3 separate regions of the Mus musculus genome follow, and all the other regions are linked to region 1. Evidence: chromatin loops called from intact Hi-C (ENCODE). Cell type or tissue: left cerebral cortex. All regions are shown on one strand.

Region 1 (8,000 bases):
TTAAAGAAAGAAGAGTTTATACTTGATTATGGTTCCAGTAGAATAAGAGTCCTCATGGCAGGGAGACATGGCAGCAATCAGCAGGCCTGGTAGCCTCAGGAAACTGAGAGATCATCTTCTCAACTGCAAACATGAAGTAGAGAGCATGAATGGAATTATGGCCAGTTACACACTTCCTCCAATAAGGCTGAACCTCCAAAAGGTTCCACAACTTCCCCAAACAGTACACCAACTGGGGACCAAATGTTAAAATACAGGTGCCTGTGGAAGATTTTTTCCACTCAAACCACCCCACAAGGCTACTACATATTAAGTTTTAAAAAGCAGTTCATCAAGAATAATAACAGTTGTAAATAAATACATCAATATCGAGACATAATTTCATTTTAAAACTAATGGTTTTGAAGGTTATGATAGGTCCTGATATCATAATACTGGATAATTTCAATACCATATACTAATCCCTATATGGGTCATTCAACAAGCAAAAATTAATGGAGAAATCGGGGTTAAATTATACCATAGATCAAGTGGACATGATGGATATATACAGAATTTCACATCCAACATATATACAGAATACATATTCTTGTTAGTAGCTACTGGAATCATATCTAAAGTAGAACACATTATATAGGTCATAAGGTAAATAGGTAATGGGTCATAAGGTAAAATTGTCAAAGATTCAAAGTAATCTCTTGTATTTGATGATGTAATTGCACAATAAAACCAGAAATCACTTGAAAACAACTACAGAAACTAAGCAAATGTATGGAGTCAGAATTACACATTGTTGAATGTCCAGTGTGTCTTTGAAGAAATCATGGAGGACATCTAAAAGTTTCTTGAATCCCATAAAAATTAAACCACTACTTGTCAAAATACTTGGGATATGAAATTAGCTCTATGAGGAAAGTTTATAGCAATAATAAATAAAATAATAAAATAAAAAAGCTCTCAAGTAATATAGTCATGTACCTTAAAATCCTTGAAAATCAAGTGCAAGCAAAAACCCTAAAAGTGGTAGAGAGCAAAAAGAATAACAAAGATTAGGGCAGAAATTAATGATACATAGACAAATGTATTCTTTTGCACTATAAACAAATTTAACAACCCCTATTCATACTAACCAAATAAAAGAGAAAAGACCCAGATCAATACAATTAGAGATGAAAACAGGAGGTTACTACGGAGCTCAGAAATCAATCTAGAGGTTTCTCAGAAAATTGGAAACAGATATAGCAATCCTGGGCATATACCTAAAAGATGCCCCACCATGCCACAAGAGCATGTGTTCCGCTGTTTATAGCAGCCTTATTTCTGATAGCCAGAAGCTGGAAACAACCCAGATGTCCCACAACAGGAGAATGGATACAGAAAATGTGGTTCATTTACACAATGGAATACTATTAAGCTATTAAGAACATCCTGAGTTTTGCAGGCAAATGAATAGAACTAGAAAATATCATCCTGAGTAAGGTAACTCAGACCCAAAAGCACATGCATGGTATGTAGTCACTAATAAGTGGATATTAGCCCAAAAAGTACTACATACCAAGGATACAATCCACAGAACTCAAAAAGGTTAACAAGCTGAAGGGCCCAAGTGAGGATGCTTCAAACCCACTTGGGAGGAAAAAGAAAGCAATCATGGGAAGGAACTGGGTGGGAGAGGCGAGGAGGGGAAAAAGAATATGATCAGTACTGGAGGGAACAGAAATGAAGCCCTGAGGGTCAACAGAATGAAAGGAAACAGTCAACCTTGGGAGGTAGGAGGTGGGAGGACCCTTTGGAATGTACCAGAGACCTGGGAGATGATAGTCTCTCAGAACTCAAAGAGAGGGACCTTAGATGAAATACCCAACAATGAGGAAATGGAGAGATGAAGGGATGTTGTTGCCATCCCACAGTCAAAAGCTCTGACCCAGAATTATTACTATCTAAAAGAACTACAGAGATAAAGGTAGAAAGGAGGTCCAGTGACTGGCCCAAATTGGGATCCATCTCAAGGGGAGGCTCCAAGACCTGACACTATAACTGATGCTATGGTGTGCATAGCTGTCCTCTGAGAAGCCCAACCAGCAGCTGACCAAGACAGATGCAGATACTTACACCCAAACATTGCACTGAAGTCTGAAACTCCTGTGGTTGAATTAGAGAAAGGCTAGAAGAAGCTGAAGAGGAGGGCAACCCCATAGGAAAGCTATAGATATAGATATATAGGTACATTTTTAGAGTGCTTTGCAAGGGCCCCAGGGATAGGACAGAGAACATATGACACAGAGAAAAACAATCCTTAGCTTTAATTATGATGACAATCAAGCCATATCACCTCAAAGTATGATTAAAGGAGATCAGACTATGCCATAGGGAAACAGGCTACTTTGGTACAACAATTATTTTGATCTGAAAGATGCTGAGAACTATTCAAAGCAGGGAAAGCTCTTTGAAGAATTTCCCTTAAATTCGATAGTCGTTTGTGTGAGAATGCCCCCCCTAGGCTCATACATTTGAGCATATGATCTCCAGTTGGTGGTGCTGTTTCAGGAGCTTTAGAGGTGCAGCCTTCTTCGAGGAAGCATGTCTCTGGAGCTTTGCTTTAAGGGTTTGAAGACTGTCCCACTTCGTTTGCTCTCTGTACTTTGTGCTTATAGTTGAGATGAAAGATGTACCTCTGTTACCATGCCAGCAGCCTGCTGCCACCTGCTGCCATGCTGACCCCACCATTATGGATTCTTGTAAATTCTTTCTTTCTTCTATAAGGGGTCTTGGTCATGGTGTTTTATCACAGCCACAGAAAATTAATACAAATTCCTTATAATTTTAAACATCTCTAGTGTAGAAGAAATACACATTTAAACAGAGAGAGAGAGACAGAAACAGAGAGAGACAGAGACAGAGATTGTTGAGATTGTCATTAGTAAATGTATCAGGTCAAGAGCTTCTCCAAACAGAATTGTTGAACTTGAGGGTTGGTAATAGGCACCCTATCGCTGAGCTCACACCTTTATCCCCTGGAAAGATTTTCATCTGCACAAGGCAACCTTTAGTCACCATACATTTCCCCTCCTGCAGACTCCAACTTGCTCAAGAATGTCAAATATAATACATATTCCTTTCAGTAATTTAGGTGGTATATTTCAGCCTCAATTTTTGGCCATTTCGTTAAGGCTTTGACCCATGGCCCTGGTTAATCAGCCACTGTACTCCGAGCAATCCTCCTGCCTGAGGATCCTACATGCAGGAATCAGAAGCATGCTCCATCATGACCAGCTTGAGTCTCATATTTCTGTGGAACTTCTGTTTGCACAATGAATTGTTCTACTCAAGATAATGTCTATGTCAATTTGCTTTAGACCAGCTAATAAAAACCTAAAACAGAAAAATAATTCTTTCTCTCCCACGGCTTTTCATTCTTAACTTCCTTCGGTTGCATATATCAGGCAGAGAGAGACAGTCTCGCCAAGCAGCAGCCCAAACCTCACAGAATCGGGGGCGACTCTCCTGAGATTCTCTCTTGCACCTCATCACACCCCACCCACTCAGCGAGAAGCAGAGTAAACTACATGAATCCCTTGAAATATACTAAGCAAGAGAGAACAACGTTAAGTTTCTCTGCACACGCTCCTAAGGAAAGTAAGCTAAAGTTGTAGGTAGACTGTGACTGAAAAGCCCAACAGCTGACAGATCTCCCAAAAACGACTATATCTAGGCCTTCCAACCCAGGATGCTACTGCGCAGGTCAGACGCAGCGCCGCTGAGCCTGCTGGGTGTCGTAGTCCATGAAGGCTAGGACGAGGCACAGTTTCTGAGTGGGTGGCGGGTGAATTTTCTCACACTGGGGCAAGACTTTGTTTTCTCGATGTTTCTGGTGCGATCTTACTGTGGACTATAGGCACAGCATAGCATCCGGGTCACCAGGATTCTGGGTTACAGATGCACTACTTGCATTTAGTAGCTAATTACAGTTGTTTCCTTCCGGGTCCTTGCGGCGTTTCCTGAAGTCAGGGTCAGAGGAAGTCCCGCCCCCACTATAAGGGCGGGATTCCGGACGCGGACCTCTTAGTCTCCGCCCCGTCGTCCCCGCCCCTCACCTCTTCTGGGCGGGGCCTCCTCGGTTTCCCCCGCGCGGGGCGGGGCTCCGGGGAAGTGTGCGGCTTGCGGCCGCGCCCCTGGGCTCGTACCCGCGGATCCCGGGCTTCCGCGCCGAGAGCACGCGGGCCTGTCAATGGACCGCGCGGCCGTGGCGCGAGTGGGCGCGGTGGCGAGCGCCAGTGTGTGCGCGGTGGTAGCAGGCGTGGTGCTGGCCCAGTACATATTCACCTTGAAGAGAAAAACGGGCCGCAAGACCAAGATCATCGAAATGGTGAGTGCGGGAGCATCGGCTCGCGCGCGAGCAGCCCAAGTGGCGTGGGCCGGCCGCGGCCCTGCGAGGGCAGCCTGCACGCGTGCTGATGCTTGACAGCGTTTGTTTCAAAGAGTGGAGAGAATAGATGCTCGGAGATAACTACCTCTTGCTGCAAAACCCGTTTCTCCAGAGCTAATCTCCAGTTGGCAACCGCCTCCAAGACGTGCAGCTAATCCGATAGTCTCTTGTCCAGGAGTCGGTTGGTTGGTTGGTTGGTTGGTTGGTTTGTTTGTTTGTTTTACATCATCGGGGCTGCCTTGGCTTACGTTATGAAAAGAGCATTTTCAGTGTTTTTTTAGAAATGCCAATATTGAAACAGCTCGATTATTTGAATGTTCTTCCTTGTTTTATGTTCCAAGAAGTATTCATGTGTCAGTCCCCCAAAACTCTTTCCTAAATCCTAGAAATGTACTTTTAAGAGTTAATTGCAGTCTCGTTTAAATTGTTTGTCTCAAGAATTCCATTTGAGGTTTGTTTTAAGGCGATTTGTTGATCCCAGAATGTCTGTTTCATTTAGGGTTGTTTTGATGTTACTGTTGTTCCATCTGACTTGAGCATGCATGGTGAGTGTGACTTACTTACTGGAGTACAAGTGAGCATCCAGAACTAAAATATAAAGTTGAGAAACTATTTCTATTGAAACTAATATTTTAAGTGAATTCCTTTATTCCTGGGTTATTTTCTTTATATACCTCTGGTTGCAAACATTTTGTGTGAGAAGTTTTGCCTCCCTCCCTGTCTAGCGAATTTACATGGCTTTATTTTGTTCCATACTCAAATTTTATAATTTTCCATCAGTGGGAAAAAGCTGATTTCGCTGTCTTTCTCTATGTACTTAAACAGTGGGCTGATTTTTCCACGAAATCTTAAGGAAGAGTTTTACTTTCATTGTATAAAGTACTAAGGGACCAATAATGCCAAATATTTTTTGTTTGTACTGTACAAGTCAGTCTTTATATGCATTGTTTTAAACTATGCGTCAGACCCCCTAATAGTTTTTCAGTAGAAGATGTAAAAGAGTTTAATATTTTTACTTTTATAGTTTTAGCTGATTGTTCCTTTAGATGGGAGAAATATTTGGATGACCTGAAATATATATTCCGGCCCTTGTTCTCTCTCTTTATAAGTCATGTTTGGGGAGTCCTCTGTACCTGTCTCCACCCTCTTCCTTCATAGAATGTGTACAAACCCAAGGATACCCACTGAACATTGCTGTTCTGATCACAGATGGTATATAACTACCTAACCAAGGTAGGCTAGGAAAAAATGACACCAGTTGCGTTCTGGGTGATGGTGTTTCTCTTGCCTCAGCCATCTCAGTGCAAGATTACATTCCTGAGTTACCCTGGCCATCAGGACATTTTTAATTGAAAGGCATTAGGGATTTGCTAGTGAGCTATGCATGCCATAGTGGAAATGTCCAGTAATGTGGCAAACTAGATTCCCAGAGAAAACCAATCAAAAGGTACACTAGAAGTATTCAGAGAGATAAGACAAGCCATTTAGTGAAGTTGGCTGGCACTTTACAATTTAATTATCCTGGTGTGTACTCCCTGAATCTGTTTTAACGTCTACCCGTACTTACACACATGGTCTATACTGGTATAGACCCCAGGGCTTTACACCTGCTAGACAACCATACCTGCTTCGTCAGTGCCCTCCTAGCCCATCCCCTTTTAAGGCAAGGTCTTTCTGTAGTGAGAAATCTGGAGTTCTGGCTTCTTTAAAAAACATAGAAATACTATAAAAATATGTTTTCATTGTAAACCCAAGTGTGAGCTATGGGTCTGGTTCAGAGTGTCCACGGCAGCTGACTGTGGTTTGCCGCAGGCTCTAGTAGGGGTGCGCTTTTTTCAGCTGCAGATTGTTTCTGTGATGGAGTGACTTCTGGAATTCTGGGGACTTTTCAGAGGGTATATAAATGTGAAGGCCCAGAGAGGCAGGGTGGGTTGTTGTTAGGTTGTTGTTGATTGGCTGTTGGTTGCTGTGGGTCGCTGTTTGTTAAATATTTGGCGAGAAGAAGAAATTAGATATCCTGATGGTGAAGATCAAACTTGCCCCTAGGAACTCAACACCCCTAATCAACAGGATGCAGTCTAAGGATAACTTGTCCCCCTTCTGGCCCCTGACTTCATTCTGGGATCTCTTTCCTTTCCTCTCTATCCTTTTTTTCTCTCTTATCTGATGTTAGGGAGTAAGGGTAGAAGAAAAAGGATGGAGAAGGGTGAAAAAGAGAAGAGCCCACAAAGTATCCAGGAATAGCTACATCTTTCTGAATCCTGTGTCCATGCCTTGAATTCGCCATCCTTCCTGTGTTAGGATGGCAGCCATGTGCCACCACAATCAGCTCCAGATTTCTCTTTATCGCATCTACAGTCTCTTAAGATTACTGATTAATTTGTCATAATCAAACCCTTTCTCTAAGAGTTTTATTTTAGAACAATATGGATTTACCGTAGTATGAACGAGTGCTCTCATATATCACACACCAGTTTCCCTTGTCATTAATATCTTGTGTGACTCATTTGTATTGATACATTATTAAATGCACTGCCACCCTTTTCAGATTTCCTTCACGTTTACTTATGTCCCAGGAGTTTCTCTTGGGTATCACAACACACTTAGTCATCCTGGCTCCTTGTTGTGGCCTTCACAGTACTTCTGAGTACTGTGCAGCTCCTTATCTTACCCCACTCTGGTCCAGAGATTAAACCCAGGGCCTCTTCACAAGTGTTCTACCCGAGACTCACACCCCAGCCTCCTTATCTTGTCTTCACTGGGCATGTTCTCAAACTTCACTTGTTTGAAGTTTTGGTATTTTGTAGAATGGCCTTGGTTGCGTTTATCAGGAGCTTTTCTCACGATCGTCTAGAGTTTCTCGGAGGATGACTAGTGTGAAGTGTTACTTTCATCACACAGCAAGGGTGCACGCTGTCATCCTAACCTCTAATTTGTAAGCTCTGCTTGAAGAATATTTGTCAGCATTCTCCACGGTCAGTTATTTTCTGTCTCCTCCTCCATCCTGTGCCCTTTGGAATGAAGTTAGCGGAAGAAGTTTGCCTTTACAGTACGGAGTTACAGTTCAGTGCTTGTGGTTAAAGTGACTACAAGAACTGTTTGGGATTATTCTGTTCTGGAAGCTTGTCTATCCTCCCTTATTTACATATCAGTACGGGCTCATAGATATTTATTTGGAGTCATAGTTCAGTACTACTTTATCTGTTGCTAATATTGATCCCATCTGACCAGAGAGCTCTGTTGATTGGGTCTATGTCTTTTCCACATTCTCATTGAGTTCATAAATGTTTTCCAGCTGAAAATAAAATCCTGGCTGCCCAGGACATGCTGTGTCAAGAGTGAGCAAGGCTAGACTCCGTGTTTGGATTGTTTTGGTTTGCAACAGGATCTTGTTCTATTGCTTATACCAGGCTCAGCCCCCTGGACTGAACTGACCCTCCAACCCTATCTTCTCAGTTAGCTAGGACTTAGTGTGTGCAGTATTACCTGGCACAGAGGTTGTACAGATCACAGCTCATGTGTCACATCCTGCCTAAAGCCTCTCTTTAGAACTGTACTACTAGTGATCTAAAAG
Region 2 (8,000 bases), 610 kb before region 1:
CCATGATTCTAACTGTTGCAAGTGCTTACTCCCACTGTGCACTGAGCAAAGGTTCTCCCTTAATTGATATTTCCCTTACAGGCCTATGAGGCCTCATTCTGTCAACCTCATTTTAACAGACAAAGCACAGACAGGTTAAGCCACTTGCCTGAGATCGTACTGTTCGTAGATAGTATCATAACTTTCAGACCGACTTTTTTTGTTTGTTTGTTTGTTTTTTCCCAAGACAGGGTTTCTCTGTGTAGCCCTGGCTGTCCAGGAACTCACTCTGTAGACCAGGCTGGCCTCGAACTCAGAAATCCACCTGCCTCTGCCTTCCGAGTGCTGGGACTAAAGGCGTGCGCCAGCACTGCCCTGCTCAGACCGACTTTTAAGTATTGTACTATTCCCTTTTCAAAAAGATGAAAACTGAACTCATTAGCACTTTGTGTTTTAACTATTCTTGTAAACATCCTTGCCCCAATGGTAATGCATTTATTATTAATTATTATTATGTTGTATCAACTTTTACACTTCACACAATAGCTCTTGGTACAGTCAGTGTTATCCTGATTTTCCAGATGAGGAGATTTTTGACAGAGTAAGAAGTAAATGATTTGATGTAGGCCTTTTGAAACTGAGGATTTGAGTCCCGGTCCAGTGTCCAAAGCTCATTTCTTCTACCTTTCTGTACATGGTTATTGATGCTAAATACTGTAAAGATGTTCCTGCTAATATTTAGTCTTATAGATCTTACATTAGTTTAGCCAGAGTTGGCTTTCTGTTATGCTTTGTCCCTTACATAAAATACATCATATAGAGCATACGTTTCTGACCAGTCTATGCCTCTGGAAAAAATATAGAATGTAAAGAATGGAGGAGACTGCCAAGGACCAGCCTTGCCTTGGAGAGGGGTTCTGAGAGAAGGGATGTCTGGGAATCGTGAAAACAAATGACTCCAGGTCGAAGCATGGTCCAAGAGGCTTGAGATTGCTCTCTCTCAGTTCTGCTTTCTCTGGAAATCTCCAAACAACCAGCTCTCTCTCTCTCTCTCTCTCTCTCTCTCTCTCTCTCTCTCTCTCTCTCTCTCCCTCTTGCTCCTTCCCTCCCCCGTTTCTTAAACACACACACACACACACACACACACACACACACACACACACAAGCCCAGTCTTTATATATCAATCCAGTCATTTACACCAGGTTCCCCTTTGATCATCCTATGAATCAGCATCCCTCCAACAGCAAGCACATTTTTTTTTTAACATTGTAAATAAATTTAGAGATCTGCCCTCCTCTGTTAAACACAGATGATAAGCTACCCGGTGGGTCCCCACCTTGAATTTACCATTTCTACCACTCCTCTGCCTGGACCGGAACTCCCTCTGTTTCAGGCTAATCTTGAACTCAGGAATCTGTGTGACTTTGCACGCAAAAAACTTAGCTGGGTGGGATCTCCTGGAATCATCCCTCTCTAAACCGACTTCCTTCCTTAGTATCTTTCTGACAAGTTGGCTTACAGTGCAGCTGCTTTGGTTTCTTTAGATTTGTGAAGCCCTTCATATAATTCAAATTACATCATTATATTTTTGAGAAATGTTTTCGAACCCGTGGTTTTAAAATTCTTTTCTGTAGCCTTAAGGGCTGCCCTGAAGGTCCCAGTGTTTACCATTTTACTGAGACATCAGCCACACCTTCTCCTCAGGGACTCGAGCTATCTCTGATTATCATGGATCATTAACATTAACAAGGAAGACATTCCTTGAAGGAGGAATGTAAAATATGTATGTTATTATACAGAGACAGCAGTTCACTCTCACTTAGGCCCACATCCTGTTGACCCTGTCCCGGGAGCCAAGTTATTATAATCCCATCAAAGCCATAGCAGGAGAAAAGAAAGAGGGAAAGAGGTGTGCAATACTACACTTTGCAGCAGTTCTCAGCCTTTGGGTTGTGACCCCTTTGGGAGTCGGACGAGCCTTTCACAGGGGCCACCTAAGATCATCGTAAAACACAGATATTTACATTATGACTCATAACAGTAGCACAATTAGAGTTATAAAGTAGCAACAAAAATAATTTTATTGTTGGGGGGGTCAACACAACACAAAGAACTGTATTTTAGGGTCACACAGTATTAGGAAGGCCGAAAACCACTGGAATATTCGGCTCTGCTGTGTTTAGCAAGGAGAGAGAGCCCTACTGAAGCCTGCAGCTCTGAAATGGGGAAAATAAGTAATTTGGTTCAGTTAGAGTAGAATATAACCATGCCTGTGAGATGAGTTCTATCAGATTTGCCTTCGGGCAAACTCTTTCCTTAGAAAAGGAGATGAAAACCAGAAACGGATGGCTTTGCAATTCTGCTTGTAACATGGAATTAGGTAAAGTTACCTTTAGCCTGTTTGAAGTGACTGATACACAAAGCCTTTTGCCAGAAGGCTGTTTCCCAATGGAGCCCAGGAGCAGGCAGAGTATACTGTGAGGTTACTGTAGATAAGGGTCATAGTGACCTATCGCTCACTTCCTCCTCCTAAATTCTCCAGTAAGATTTGTACGTTAGGAGAGTAAAGTCTCTGTCTACAAGCTACTATGACTGGATGGATGTGCCCTGGACCACAGGAACTCGCTCCCTCTCCTTTTCTTGTTGAAAAATACCAAAGCAATCTGCAAGAGAAAGAGATCTGCTGAGATCACAGACTGACAAAGGCCACATTTATACCTCTTCACATAGCACAAAATCATCATCAGTCCTAAAAACAGAACAGGCAACAAATCTCACCAGAAAGTCTATAAAAGAAAAGGCCTGGGTGTGTAAATGCTTCAGAATTAGGTGGTGCTGTTTCTGCAGTGCGTGTAGGAAAGACATCAAAGATGCTCTAGAGAGAAAGGCTCTGGGCAGTACTGCATAGTGAATATGAGTTCAGTGTCTTCACACTTACCTCTCATGAGAAAGAAGCGGAGAGCCTGGCTATGAAGAGAGACATAGCCAAGTAGTCCCAGTTCAACCTCTTGCAAACTAAGTGCCTCAGCCCACTTTTTCAGTCTCTTTATCCAGTTTCCTTAGTTACAAATACAAATGATAGTAATTAATTTTCTTTGTTTTTTTTTAAAAGATTCATTATTTTTAATTATGTCTATGGGTGTGGTCAGTGTGTAGGTATGTGCCTAAGAGGGCTGATGTCCTTGGAGGCCAGAGGCATTGAACCCCCAGAGTTATAGGTTATAAGCTGCCCTACACATGAACTGGGAATCAAACTACAGCGTTCTGGAAGAGTAGTATGTGTTCTGATAGCAACATGAAAAAATACATCTTACACATACGTTGTTGAACCAGAGAAGCCAAACAAACAAAAAGTATGTGTAGGTTATGGTTTAATACATACCAAGTGTAAAGACAAAATTAATCTACTGTGTTAAAAGTCAGCGTGGAGGCTGCCCCTGGACAGAAGCAGTAATGGGATGCCCGGCAGGATGAAGGGTCCCTTGGGGACTAAAAACATTGTTTCTTGATCAGGTGCTAGATATAAAGTCAGGCTGTATGTTGTGAAGATCTCTTGAGCCACACTCAATATGCACACTTTTCTGTCTATATGCTGGATCCGGTAACAATTTCAAGAGCTTTATGAAAATTGATTCTCTATCCAACATAAGCCATTGTTAGATTTAGTGAGTCACTAACACAAATATCACTGTCGAAACATATTATTATTAAATGCACTGGGTCTCCAGATGCTCTTGGACCAGGAGGTGCAACTAGGCAACACAACTTAATTATTAATTTTAAGAATATTTTTAATTAAAACTTATTCCATACATGCATTTTGAGCAATTCTTTCCCCTTCCACAATTCCTTTCAGATCCTCCCCACTTCCGTACTACTCACTCAACTTTATGTATGTTCTCTCTCTGTCTCAAAAAAAAAACCCAAAAACAAAAAACAAAACAAAAAAACAAAAACCCAAAATCAAAACAAAAACAACCCAATTAAGACTTAAAAAGTGGAGGTGGGGGGAGCTGGTGAGATGGCTCAGCGGTTAAGAGCGCTGACTGCTCTTCCAAAGGTCCCGAGTTCAAACCCCAGCAACCACATGGTGGCTCACAACCATCCGTAATGAAATCTGATGCCATTTTCTGGAGTGTCTGAAGACCGCTATAGTGTACAGTGTATAAATAAATAAATAAATGAATATTTTTAAAAAGACTTAAAAAGTATCAAAACAAAACCAAAACACGCACACATAAAAAATCATGGAGTCAATTTAGTGTTGACCAGTATTCCTGTGCATGAAACCTGCCCGGGAGTGTGCTGATACAGCCTGAAAGGCATCTGCTATTGTCTTCTGCTCAGATCCATCCTGCCTTGACTAGATTCAGCGCGGTAAAATCCGCTGCCCAGTGTTCTCCAGCCACACCTGAGCCGTTCCCTCTTTAGACGTGATTTGTCTTTTACTGTTTATTTGTTGGCTTGCTTCCTCATCTTCCTTATTAGACCGAAGGTTCTAAAGGCAGTTATCTGATTATTTGAATCAGTTTGGACCCCCAGATCCAAGGCAATGCTTCCTTCAAAAGACGGAAATCTTTTTGGCATGCAGGATAGTCGCGAGCCATCCCAAGATGCCTGTTAATGCAGTCCGAAGAACATTGGTTTGTGATTTGTCAAAGAACACTGGATGACGTACAAGTGCTACACTCAAGCAAAGCGTGGCTGTCCGAGTCTCGATTTCTTGGGTCAGAGTTAAGATAACTTTGGCAGAAGTGAAACTCCCTCCTCCAGTGGCTGGCGAAAAGCAAGGTCCCTGGTGCCTGATTCGAGGCCGCCAGGCCCATCAGGAGGGCGGGGCGCCAACGTCGAACAGCTACTGGCCCACTTTGACGTCGCTCTACGGCGTTTAATTGGCAATCTGAGAGGTCAAATTGCCTGTGCAGGAGGCTCGTTCCTATCTAAATCTGTAATTGGCTCAGATTGAGGGCGGGCAAAGAGTCTTTCAGAGCACCAACTGGCTAGTGTTGCTGTCAATCATCGGAAATACACTCCTCCGGGTCTCCATTTGGCCAGCTGCGGTTGATTTTTTTTTATTTTCCGAGAATTTCCAGGAGTGGAAGAGACTGTGGCTTCCCTAATTGCTTGTTCTGGAGATCATAATCAACAGAGAAGTCAGTCTAGTTTATCATCCAAGAAATCCTTCCCTTCCTTCCATTAGCCAATTAAGAAATTTACAGACACCTACCCATCACAAGGTAAGAGCCTAAGGAGTTTAATTCGCTTATTCTCCTAGGTTGTTGACGAGACATTGGCGGTCTCCGGAGGTCCCCGGGAAGGCGAAAGAGAAATATGAAATGAGTTCCTGCAGCTTACTCTGTCTGAGACCGAGTCCCACGCGCATCTCTCTGGGTTCGATGTGCTCCCTTTTTCTGGAAGTGGAAAGCAGCTGCTCTCGCCTAGGCCCACGGTGGCTGCGCCCGAGCATCCGGCTCCCCCAAAGCAGCCTTGGTCGGCCTTGAACTTGACCTCGGGCTGATAGTGAGCCCCAGGGAAGCAGGGATAGAAAGATGGGCGGGGTCCCAGGGAGAGAATGAGAAAGCTAGCAAAGATAACAGAACCCTGATTCACTGCAGCGAGACCCTTTGGTGCGCTCCTGCCCGCGAGAGCAGGCATAGCTGCCTAAGAACTTGGGATGCCAGATCTCAAGAGCTCAGGAGAGTGTTGTCCTGCCGCGTCCAGCTTCGTTCAAGGCCAGCAAACCAGCCCACGATTCTATCCAGCCCAGGCTTGCAAAGGGACTGGTGTAGAGAAGGATTGCGGAGCCCTGGTCGTTTGGATCTGAGAGCTTGTGTTTTGCTTTGCTAGGAGAGCACTGTATCTTAGGGGCATGTGGCTCCTGGCGCAGGTTTTCGCAGACGCTTTCTGTAGATGAGAGAATTTACCCGGAGGAGACAAAGATTGAGGCTCTGGGTAGAAATAGCTAGGAAATTTCGACTCTCAAAAGCTCCACCGGTTTTCGTTGTAGGAGCTGCAGGAATAGAAACTGCGAAGCCCCCAACCCCCAATGTGCATGTCAACCCGGCAGAGCAGATGTAGCCTCTGCTGGACCTGTGCCCTGGTGAGGAAACCTGGGGCTCTCTTGAGATCGAGATCTGCAGGGCTTGGCGGAAGGGGCTGTGTTGCCCTTCTAGTGTGTGTTGGAACTTGTGGAAATTGGAAACCAGCTCACCACACTGTATGACAAATGTCATAAAATAGGAAGCTTTGGATAATGGGCTCTTGTTTATAATTGTTTTTCTTGCAATCCGAGTCTCTTTTTCCTTGTCTACATCAACCCACCCCCTTCACAGAGTTGAGTAACACTTACTTTTCAATACTGTATTCTCACTTCGCCTATGAAAACAGACTCTCACATACAACCGAAGGGAGTTATTGACCGTTTTGTTGTTTTCTTTTCTCCAGTAAACTAACATTTCCTTTCCTCCTAAAAGGCGATAAAGGCATCAAGAGTGCGGATTTCCTAAAATACATTTCTGAGGTTTTCAGATGATTTTAGTTGTTTATTGGGGTGCACTGGGGTTTTGTTGTTGATGGTGGTAAAGAAATTTGGAGTTTAAGAGTGTTAAAAATCGGGCCGATGATGTTGCTTGACCACTAAAGGCCTCTGCCTGCTTGCACTGGCCTGCACTTCCCCCGGGCTCACATACATGTATGTATGCATACATACATATCAAAAATTATCTTGTGTTTCCATTATGGAAAAATACCAAAGTGCCACTTTCTAGTTACCTCACCAGCTTCCTGGAGGGAGGAAACTCCAAGCCCTCTGCTGACTGCCAGAACCCTCAGTCAGTTAATCCTGCCGAGTTCTTGTGTAAAGTGATAATAATAAACTTCCCCTTTGAATAGTTTTTGACATTCAGATTCCAGTGCCAAAACCTGCTATCGAGATAGGACTCCTTTTTCCAAAAATGAAATTGAAAAAGCTCAGGGGTTAAACTGCTGAGCAAGTAAAACATCTGAGAAATATGAAAAGGAAAGTTGGTGCAGTAGTCTTGCATCTGCATGTGTGGGTCCTTGTGCTATGAAATCAAATGGTGACTGGCAAACTTCACAAGGCCCATGAGTTGAGACTGGGTGTTAAGTAGTCCAGACTGGGCATTAACTCCTGATCCTCCTGCCTCCATCTCCTAAGTGTTGGGAATCAAACTCCTTTGGCCTGAAGTTGTTGTTCTGGAAAAGTGGGTTTCACAGTACTGTCTTGAAGATGATCTCACAGCTTCTTAAACTTTTGGGGCTGAAATTTCTGCTAAATGGAATTACTTATATGGCAATAACATTGTTCTAACATTGCAATTCTATTTATTTCTTTACTTCTTAACTTGTCAGTTTTAAAGTATCAGGTTGAGGAGGAAGATGGGGAGAAAGACATAGTCACACAAATCAGGAGGAAATGGTGGAAAAGGCGTATTTTCAGAAATTTATAATAGAGAACATAATCTAGAATGCATATTTTTAAAAGATTTATTTATTTTATGTATGTGAGTACAAGGTCCCTCTCTTCAGACACAACAGAAAAGGGTGTCACAGATGTTTGTGAGCCACCTTGTGGTTGCTAGGATTTGAACTCAAGACTGCTGTCAGTGCTCTTAATCGCTGAGCCATCTCTCCAGCCCCTAGAATGCGTTTTTACTTTTGGACATACACAAACATATTTTTAAAGACTGATGTGGGGTTGGCGAGATGGCTCAGTGGGTCAGAGCACTGACTGCTCTTCTAAAGGTCCTGAATTCAAATCTCAGCAACCACATGGTGGCCCACAACCACCTATAATGAGATCTGACCCCCTCTTCTGCTGTGTCTGAAGACAGCAATAATGTACTTATTTATAATAATAAATAAATTAAAAAAAAAGACTGATGTGGTTAAGTTGTGATACATTTTGTTTTGGTTGAGAAATAAGAAAGAATTTGAAATAGTTCGGGCAAGATTACCATTTTTCCTTTTATATACAATTACCAATATATTTTAGATTGGT
Region 3 (8,000 bases), 120 kb after region 1:
ATAACTCCTTTTGTTCCCACATCCACCTGTGAGTTGACATGTTTCCACCTTTCGGCAGTTGTGACTAATGCTGTTATGAATATTGGTTTACAAAAATGTGCTCAGGTCAGTGCTTTAAATGATTTTCGGTGTGTATTCCACAGTAGAACTAAGACAGAGAAAATGACATAACTTTCTCCAACGGTTTTGACTCATTGTTAAACACTATTAAATACTGTAAAAGCATTGTTAATGTTTCAGGTGTTGGTTTTGTTTTCACACTGAATCTTGCTATGTAGCCCAGGTTGGCTTTGAATTGTCATTGACTTTTGTAGTGGGTTGGATAGGTTTGGCCCCCATAGACTCATGTGTTTGAATATTGTTGGCCCGGGGAATGGCACTATTGGGGATGGCCTTGTTGGAGAAAGTATGTCACTGTAGAGGTGGGCTTTAAGACCCTCCTCCCACCTGCATGGAAGATAGGCTTCTCCTGTTTGCCTTTGGAACAAGGTGCAGCACTCTCAGCTCCTCCTGTACCTGGATGCTATGTTTCTGCCTTGATGACAATGGACCAAACCTCAGAACCAGTAATCCAGCCGGATTAAATGTTGTCCTTCATACAACTCTTCCAGAGGACCCAAGTTTAGTTACTAGTACCTGCATCAGGTGGCTCCCAATTACCTATACGCCTACCTCCAGCCAATTCAAGGTGATTTGCTTCCTCAGGCACCTGCTTGTATGTGTACATACCCACATACATATAATTTTAAAAAATAAAAATAAAGATTTAAAAGCCTCTGTTGAAGTTGTATGTGTGTGTGTGTGTGATGTTGTGTGTATGCCATGTGTGAGTGTGTGCGCAGGTTCATGTTCATGCAGAGTAGGACACCAGGAATCTTCATATCTTCCTCCGTTACTCTCCTACTGCCTCAAGGCAGAGTCTCTCACTGAGCCAGCAGTTCTCAGTGGTTTTTTGCTAGAGTAGCTGGCCAGCAAGCTCTCAGGATCCACCTATTTCTGCCTCTCAGTGCTGGAAATACAGGAGTGTGCCTGACTTTTTATTTGAGGATTCAAACTCAGGTCCTCTTCTTTGAAGAGCGAGTGCTCTTACCCATTCGTCTATCTCTCCAACCCCCCAGGAATGGTCTTTTCTCGTCTACGTTTGATATTTATTATTAGATCATCTTGAGCTGGTAATATGAAGAGGAGGAGATAGGGAGAAATGGGAGTAAAATAGGAGCAGCCAAGAAGGCAACAGTGGCAGGTTTGTGGCAGTGTTCAAGAAGCAAGCTGCCACAGAATGGGGAACATAGGCTGCAGAGGCTGTGAAGGGCTAAAGACAAGAACTTTTCATTCTTTAAATGCCAAGAGTCCCTACAACCCAGGGAGAGAGCTGTAATACAAGAACCAGAGGGTCCCAACACCTAAGGCTTATCTAGATGCTGTAACATCAGCATGCATATCTGGTTTTGCCAGCCATTGCTGGAAGCCTAAGATCACTGCTTAATGTTGAGGAAGCTGGCAATTAAAGCTCAGAGAAATAAGCCTTCCACTTGCATTCCTAGATCCCTAAGTCTCTAGCTCATCATCCAGAGTAGAAGGATGCTGGAGTGGTGAAGTGGGAGTGGGTGGGTAGAAGGATGGGGGAGCACCCTCATAGAGGCAAAGGGGAAGGGGGAGAGGGCAGATATAGAAAGGGGTAACTGTGAAGGGGGATATTATTTGAGATGTAAATGAATGGAATGATTAATAAAAAAATTAAATTAAATTTTTTAAAAAGTCATTTACCACATGCTACGCACTATTAGCATTACATTAATAATATAATTGTTTTTTATGTTGTTATACAGTGTTCTTATATAATCATAAGGTATAGATTTTAAACCATTTCATGATCTAAATCTATCTTGTCTTGAAATGTTGTCATTCTCATAATAAACAAAGACCTTATCCACTCAATAAATATTTACTAGCATCTAGACCAGTGGTTAACCTTCCTAATGCTGTGACCCTTTAATACAGTTCCTCATGTTGTGATGACCGCCAGCCATAAAATTATTTTCATTACTACTGCATAACTGTAACTTTTCTATTCTTATGAATTGCAATGCAAAAAAAAAAAAAAAAATCTGTTTTCTGGTGGTTTTAGGTGAAAGGGTCATTTAACACCCCACCAAAGACAGCAACAACCCACCTGTTAAGAGCCCACTGCTCTAGACAGTACTATACAAAACTGGAAAGTCAAACCCAAAATGGTGGTTTCTGCTGTAATAGAATTTACATTGCAAAATCATGTTAGAGACAACAAAAGGGTAACAAGTGCAAATGAAAACAAGCAAGATCAAAGCTGCCAGACTCACTCCAGTATCTGTGAACTGGATTGATGGCACAAGTCTGAAACTCCAGCACTTGGGAGCCTAAGCCAACTGGATTCAAAGTTTAAGGCCAGCCTAAGTGCTCCACAGTACTCAGAGCAAGCCCCTGTGGCTGAAGCAAAGCCATATGTGTGCCTTGATTCCTGCTATATAGGTTCTATGTTGCCCAGCCAAACTTCAAGCTTCTAGGCTCAAACTATATTCCTGCTACCCTCCAGAGGAGACAGGAGAGAAGCAAGCCCCAATCTACTTGAACGCCCCCCCATCCCCCTTTGAGAATAGTACACTGTAGCCCAGGGTTGCTTAGAACTCAATAGAACCTTGAATTTGGGACAGTTTTCTTGCTGCAGCCTCCCAAAGACTGTGATTACAGGTATGAGCCAACATACACATACTATAACCGACTTATTCCTCTGCACCTTCAGAGCACCCTGTGCATATTGCTTCTATAGAACTTGACTCACAGTATTTGGATCTTTCCCCCCGACACATCCATTCCCCTATGAGACTTTTTTTTCTGGTTTCCAGGGTATAAAATATTTTTTGAATGCATGATGTTCACTTTTGAGAACTTGAAAAAATGTAAATGTAATTTTATATGTATAGATGTGCTACATCCACTCCAGTGAAGCCTAGAGGCCTGGAAGCACTCATGAGGCAAAGAGTTTCAAGGAAACTATGCCTCCTGGAACCTTGGCATTCCCATAACCCATATACTCATACGTTATCCCCACGTTAGTATGGTGTATGCTCTCTTTCAGTATTATTTTATTATAAGTGCCTTTAAAGATTGAATTTTAACATAGGTGAGCCTCCATCAGTGTTCCAGAAAATCCTTGAAGCCCACCAGTTTGGAATTCAGTAGGAATTCAGTGAGAAGGTTACCTATTCAGTAACATTCAAATTTACTTCTAGCAGAGACGGGAAAACTAATTATGCATTGCAAAGAACGGAGCTAGAATAGCTCAGGGCTAGTCTGCAGAGTGATTACTTGGGACAGTAGCCAGTCTCACCCAAACAAGGAAATACACAATGGCCTAGTGAATAGGTAGGTTTACCATGAAGAGTGAGGGAATCCCCCAAGACAGGTTTCTTCATGTGGCTCAAAGAAACAGCATAAATCAGGCATTTACTAAGAACCCCTAGTGGTAGGCTTAACAATAGACTAGCATTACACCTGGCTCCCTTCTTAGTGGTAAACACGGCCTGGTCCGTGCCATCTTTTGATGTATACATTCCTTTTGTATTGTGTCACTGTAACTTAGTGGATGTGTTCGCCTGGTTTCTTGTTACTCTTCTGTATAAAAAGTTTGATGCTCGATTTGACAAATTACACTCAGAGTCTTCACACTCTCTTGTGTCGCTTCTGTTTGTCACTCACAGACTCTATGCCCATCTGTCCGAGACTCTGATTTGCACGGATTAAGGAGGGCCCACTGAGCCCGGTCTGTGGCATAGATGTTTTGCTTGCATGCATATCTGTGTACCACGTGAAGAATATTTAAATACAGTATAATTTGGGAGAGAAGTTTTTTTGGTATAATACAATCCTGGTGTCATCTCAGATCAAGATAGAATAGAGGTCAACAGGCTACCTCCCCTAATGATGGGTCTATTAATTAGGAGCTAAAGATAAAAGGTTTAGGGGTGAAGAGTCTGGAATAATTATTCTGAGGGATTTAGGTGAATTCTACCTCTACAGAGAGCAAAAGGTTACCACATGTTAACAACACCCACTCTCAGGTTTTTGGATAGGATGCAAGTATTTTACTTCCTCCATTGTGGAAATACCCTGTATGTTTAACATTCCTGGTTTCCCTGGTGCTTATTTGAAATATAAGGACTTTTGTGGCCCCCAACAATGTGGATGCTGTGAATTGAACCCAGGTCCTCTGGAATTTAGTGGTCTTAACTTTAGAATCATGTCTCTAGCCCCACATTTTGGAGATTTTTTTTATTACAGATTCATAAAAAGTATAAAAAATATGAGCCCATGATGGCTCAGCAGGCAAAGAAGCCTGCTCTCCAAGCCTGGCAACCTTGAGTGCCATCTCTGGAAGCCACACAAGGGTGGAAGGAAATCTGCAAAGTGGTCCTCTGACTGCCACACAAGTGTGGTGGCATGAACACTGACCTCTCAAGAATCACATAGACACACACACTCACATACACGCACACACACATACTCACACACACACACACACACACACACACACACACACACACACATAGCATAAAAAGTAACAAAAGTAGAATGTTCTTTGAAAACCCCTCTAGTGACTTCCCATCTTAGATAACTATAGTATATTATCAAAACTATGAAGCTGGTATTAGCAAAAGCAATTAAATAGACTAAAAACCTTATTTGGACTACATCATCTTTTATATAAACGCTACTTTCTTTTTTCTTTTTTTTTCTTTTGTTTTGGTTTTTTTTTTTTTTTTTTTGGCAGGGACTCACTTACTGGCTGGCTTATAACAAGTAACTTGCTATTTAGACCAGGCTGTCCTTGAATTTATAGAAATCTGCCTACCTAACTCTGGCATACTGAGATTACAGGCCTATGCCACTATGCCCAGATTAAACTTTGTAAACTTTATCGTTATTGGGTCGTGACCTAGGAATTCCATATTCACGCAGTCAAGATGAAGAGCAGTCCCATTAACTACAAAGAAGTTCCTTGTGCTATGTGCTAGGTGTTCACAACGACGTCGGTCAACTAGATTTTCTTTGTATTATTTCAGGGAAGCAAAATTAGAGTGGATAGATACATTGTATACCAGCACGGTTAACTATATTTTCTTTGTATTATTACAAGACAGCAAAATGGAGTGGATAGATACATTGTATTTGAGAGCAGACAAGATTTTCTTTGTATCCTTACAGGGAAGCAAGATAGATGCATTGCATTGTAATGCTCTGTAATGCATTCTGAGGGCCTGTTAACCCCCTCTACCAAACCAGCACTTTTAAATAGTCTGGTGTCGTTCATGTGCTCCTGTTAAAATTTGAACTCACTATTTAGCGAAGGACAGCCGGGAATTCCTGATATCCTTTCTCTAGCCTCCTGCCATCTGGGATTAGAGGTGTCTGTCTCTTTGCCTAATGCTTTATATGTGGCCATTCTTATTTTCAAAACTGGACTTGTTCTAACAGTTGAAGTTAGGAAGTAGGCAATTCTGAACGTTTTTTGTTTCGTTTTCGTTACATGTATCTTTAGGCAAATCTATAACATTTTTGCTTGCCAACAAGTCTCGCAGACCACAGGCACTTGCTACTTCAAGGCTTTGCTTTGAAATCTGGGGCATGGAGGGTGTCTGCTGCATTGCAGTAAAAACTGGCTGGAGGCATCATTTGTGGAGACCGTCCTCTGCACCCATTCGCTTCCAAACTGCGGGTTATCTCGATGGTGCCAATACTTCCAAGGCCTTAGCAAGCGGAACTTCTGAAAGCGATGGAGGCTGGAACTAAGGAAAGCAGCCCATATAGCAAACGGTCCAATGTCCTCCTCCCCTAACTTCAGCTTCCCGGGGTGCAGTGCTGGCCCCCACTCTGGCCCAGCCTGCAAATGTCTGTATCTCGGGTGGACACCTCAAACACGAACAACTGCGGCTGCACAGAAGTCCAAGTGCCGCTGAATAGAACTTTGGGAACTGATTTTTCTAGGCCATCCCTGAGGATGGGTGGCCGGCGCGACCCCGCTCTGCTACGCGCACGCGCCTTAGCAGCCCGGGAAGCCCGGACCCAGACGCCAGCGTCACCTCGCGCCGCCTCCGCCCTTCCTGCTTTCCGTTTCCTTCCCGCGCCTGCGCGGCTCCGATTGTTTTGGCTTTCCGGTGGGGCAGAGGAAAAGGGCGCGGTGAGCCAGATGAAGGCGGGGTCCAGCCGCGGGCACCCGGGAGCCCGCAGAGCCGCTGCTGGAGCGGGCGCGGGCACTGGCGCGGGCGGCAGGCCGTGACGGCCCAGCCCAGGAGGCGCGAGGAAGCGGAAGCGGGGGCGGAAGCGAGCGGCCCGGATCCCCGCAGCGCCACGCCCCCGCCGTGCGTGCGGCCGCGTGAGTGCAGCCCGGCGGAGCGGCGCGGTGAGCTGGGCGACCGGGGACGAGGTGAGCCCGGCCGGGCGCGAGGCTGGCGGGCGGCCTTTGTGGCCCGGGGCGGCGGCGGCGGCTTTCAAACTGGGGCGCTTCCGCCGAGCGCGCGGTGTTTCCGGCGCGGCCTTGCGCGAGCTGCGGGGCTCGGGGCGGCGTCCTTTCTGAGGGAGAGCTGTTTTGCCCGGCTCGTGTCGCGGCCGCCGGAGAAGGGCGACCGCGTCCTTGCCCTTTTTTTTTTTTTTTTAAAAAAAAAAAAAGTATTATTATAATTCTTTTTCTTGGCACATCGGCAGTAACCAAGAGTTAGCCAGGTTAGCCGGGGTCCTGTTGTCCTCGGCCTGCTTGTGCTCTGCTGTGGGAAGGGGAAGCTGCACTTTGAAACCTGTTTGCTTTAGACGGAAATCATGGGTTGGAACTGGACGCTAAGTCGGCCGACTGGGCGCTGCTGTCGTGTGCTCTCCCCCACTTCCCGCCCCGCCAAGCGCCTGGCCTAGTAGCTCTTAAGATTCCTTTTTTTTATAGCTACCTAAAGGAAAAGGGATGCGTATTCTCCGGGCTGTAGATCTCTAGAATTTCTTTGGTGGCCTCTCTTTAAGTTAAGCAAGGAATTAAGATAGTAAACTTGAAAGACTTTGCTTTGTGAACAGCTATATCAGCTTTGTGAAAACGAGGGGGGAAAAAAAAGACAGTGCTGGTCACGTGTTGTTTATACATGAATCTGTAAGTCTGGCTCACTGAGCAGACACTGAGGAACGGCCCTATCAGCGGTGTGCTCTGACTGAAATTATATTTTCTTCCTGTGAGTTAATACAGTTTATTTTAGTTTCTTCATTTCTTTGGAGTTGTGAATTCTTCCCCAGATTTGAGTAATATAGACCAGATCTTTTGCAGGTGAGAATGACTTCGTCTAGTCAGACTGTGGATGAAGCTTTTATTTGTAATCTAAGATCCATTTGAAAAGCCAAGTCAGTTGTTTTTCCCAGCCTCTGTGATGTGAAACGTTGCTGTTCGTTTCGTCTGTCTGATAAGGTTATGCCTTTCTGCTTTGCTCTTTTGTTGGTTTAACGCTTTTCTAGGTTCCTTTAGATCAGGGCCAGAAATCTTAAGAGAGGGTATATAATTCTTGGCAACTACGGCTTTTCCGTTGAGCATTCTTTGTATGTAATCCGTGTGTTTCCACACTTATTTCCTCTCTTCAGATAAGTACTGTAATTATTCTCTATTTTATTTCCATAAGTACAGTGCTGTAAAATATGCTAACTTTACAAATACTGTAAGGAGGTGACAGAAATAATAGGAGTCGTAGTAGTTATTAGTGAGGCCACAGTAGAGTTTTCTTTATTAGATAGCAGAAATAGTTAGCATTTCTTAAGTTTCTATGCCTTGAGTGATTTAGATGTTTAAGTTCCTAGAAACCTGATTTGTCTCTTGAGGTAGACTGTGTTAATAGTGTAACGCAGGCTTGCCTTAAAGTCCTGCTTCAGCCTGGGGTTTGCAAACTACTACTAGCATGCCGTGCCCTATTGACTGCAGTCTTGAAAGCCAAAAGATACCT

What was found. Hi-C counts contacts between places; a loop is a spot of excess contacts. Peaks named below come from ENCODE experiments on the same cell type or tissue, not always from the same donor. Only the 100,000 strongest peaks of a DNase experiment are listed, where the experiment ranks them.
Region 2: a loop joins it to region 1, with 5 times the contacts of the local background. A loop is called at or near these places in 18 of 42 quality-filtered maps.
Region 3: it touches region 1 in a loop (3-fold over the local background); 15 of 42 quality-filtered maps call a loop at or near these places.

The regions. Positions count from the first base shown.
Region 1 is chr6:56,920,038-56,928,037 of GRCm38, reverse strand. Nt5c3 (5'-nucleotidase, cytosolic III) reads left to right here and starts at 4,106. Exons shown (of 9, transcript NM_026004.3): 1 at 4,106-4,366. The coding sequence starts at 4,229. It also overlaps a transcript of Vmn1r4 not described here. In left cerebral cortex, no CTCF peak of the experiment used is centred here; a DNase peak (open chromatin) is centred at 3,953; H3K4me3 peaks cover 1,942 bases; H3K27ac peaks cover 1,753 bases.
Region 2 is chr6:57,532,497-57,540,496 of GRCm38, reverse strand. It overlaps Ppm1k (protein phosphatase 1K (PP2C domain containing)), which reads left to right and starts at 5,010. Exons shown (of 7, transcript NM_175523.5): 1 at 5,010-5,217. In left cerebral cortex, a CTCF peak has its summit at 4,797; DNase peaks (open chromatin) are centred at 4,897, 5,307, 5,741, 6,014 and 2 more places; H3K4me3 peaks cover 3,219 bases; H3K27ac peaks cover 2,672 bases.
Region 3 is chr6:56,795,919-56,803,918 of GRCm38, reverse strand. Kbtbd2 (kelch repeat and BTB (POZ) domain containing 2) reads left to right here and starts at 6,106. Exons shown (of 4, transcript NM_001362210.1): 1 at 6,106-6,460. It overlaps Gm10209, which reads right to left. Exons shown (of 2, transcript XM_030255710.1): 2 at 5,493-6,672. The coding sequence ends at 5,875. In left cerebral cortex, a CTCF peak has its summit at 3,514; DNase peaks (open chromatin) are centred at 5,749, 6,148 and 7,033; H3K4me3 peaks cover 2,775 bases; H3K27ac peaks cover 2,601 bases.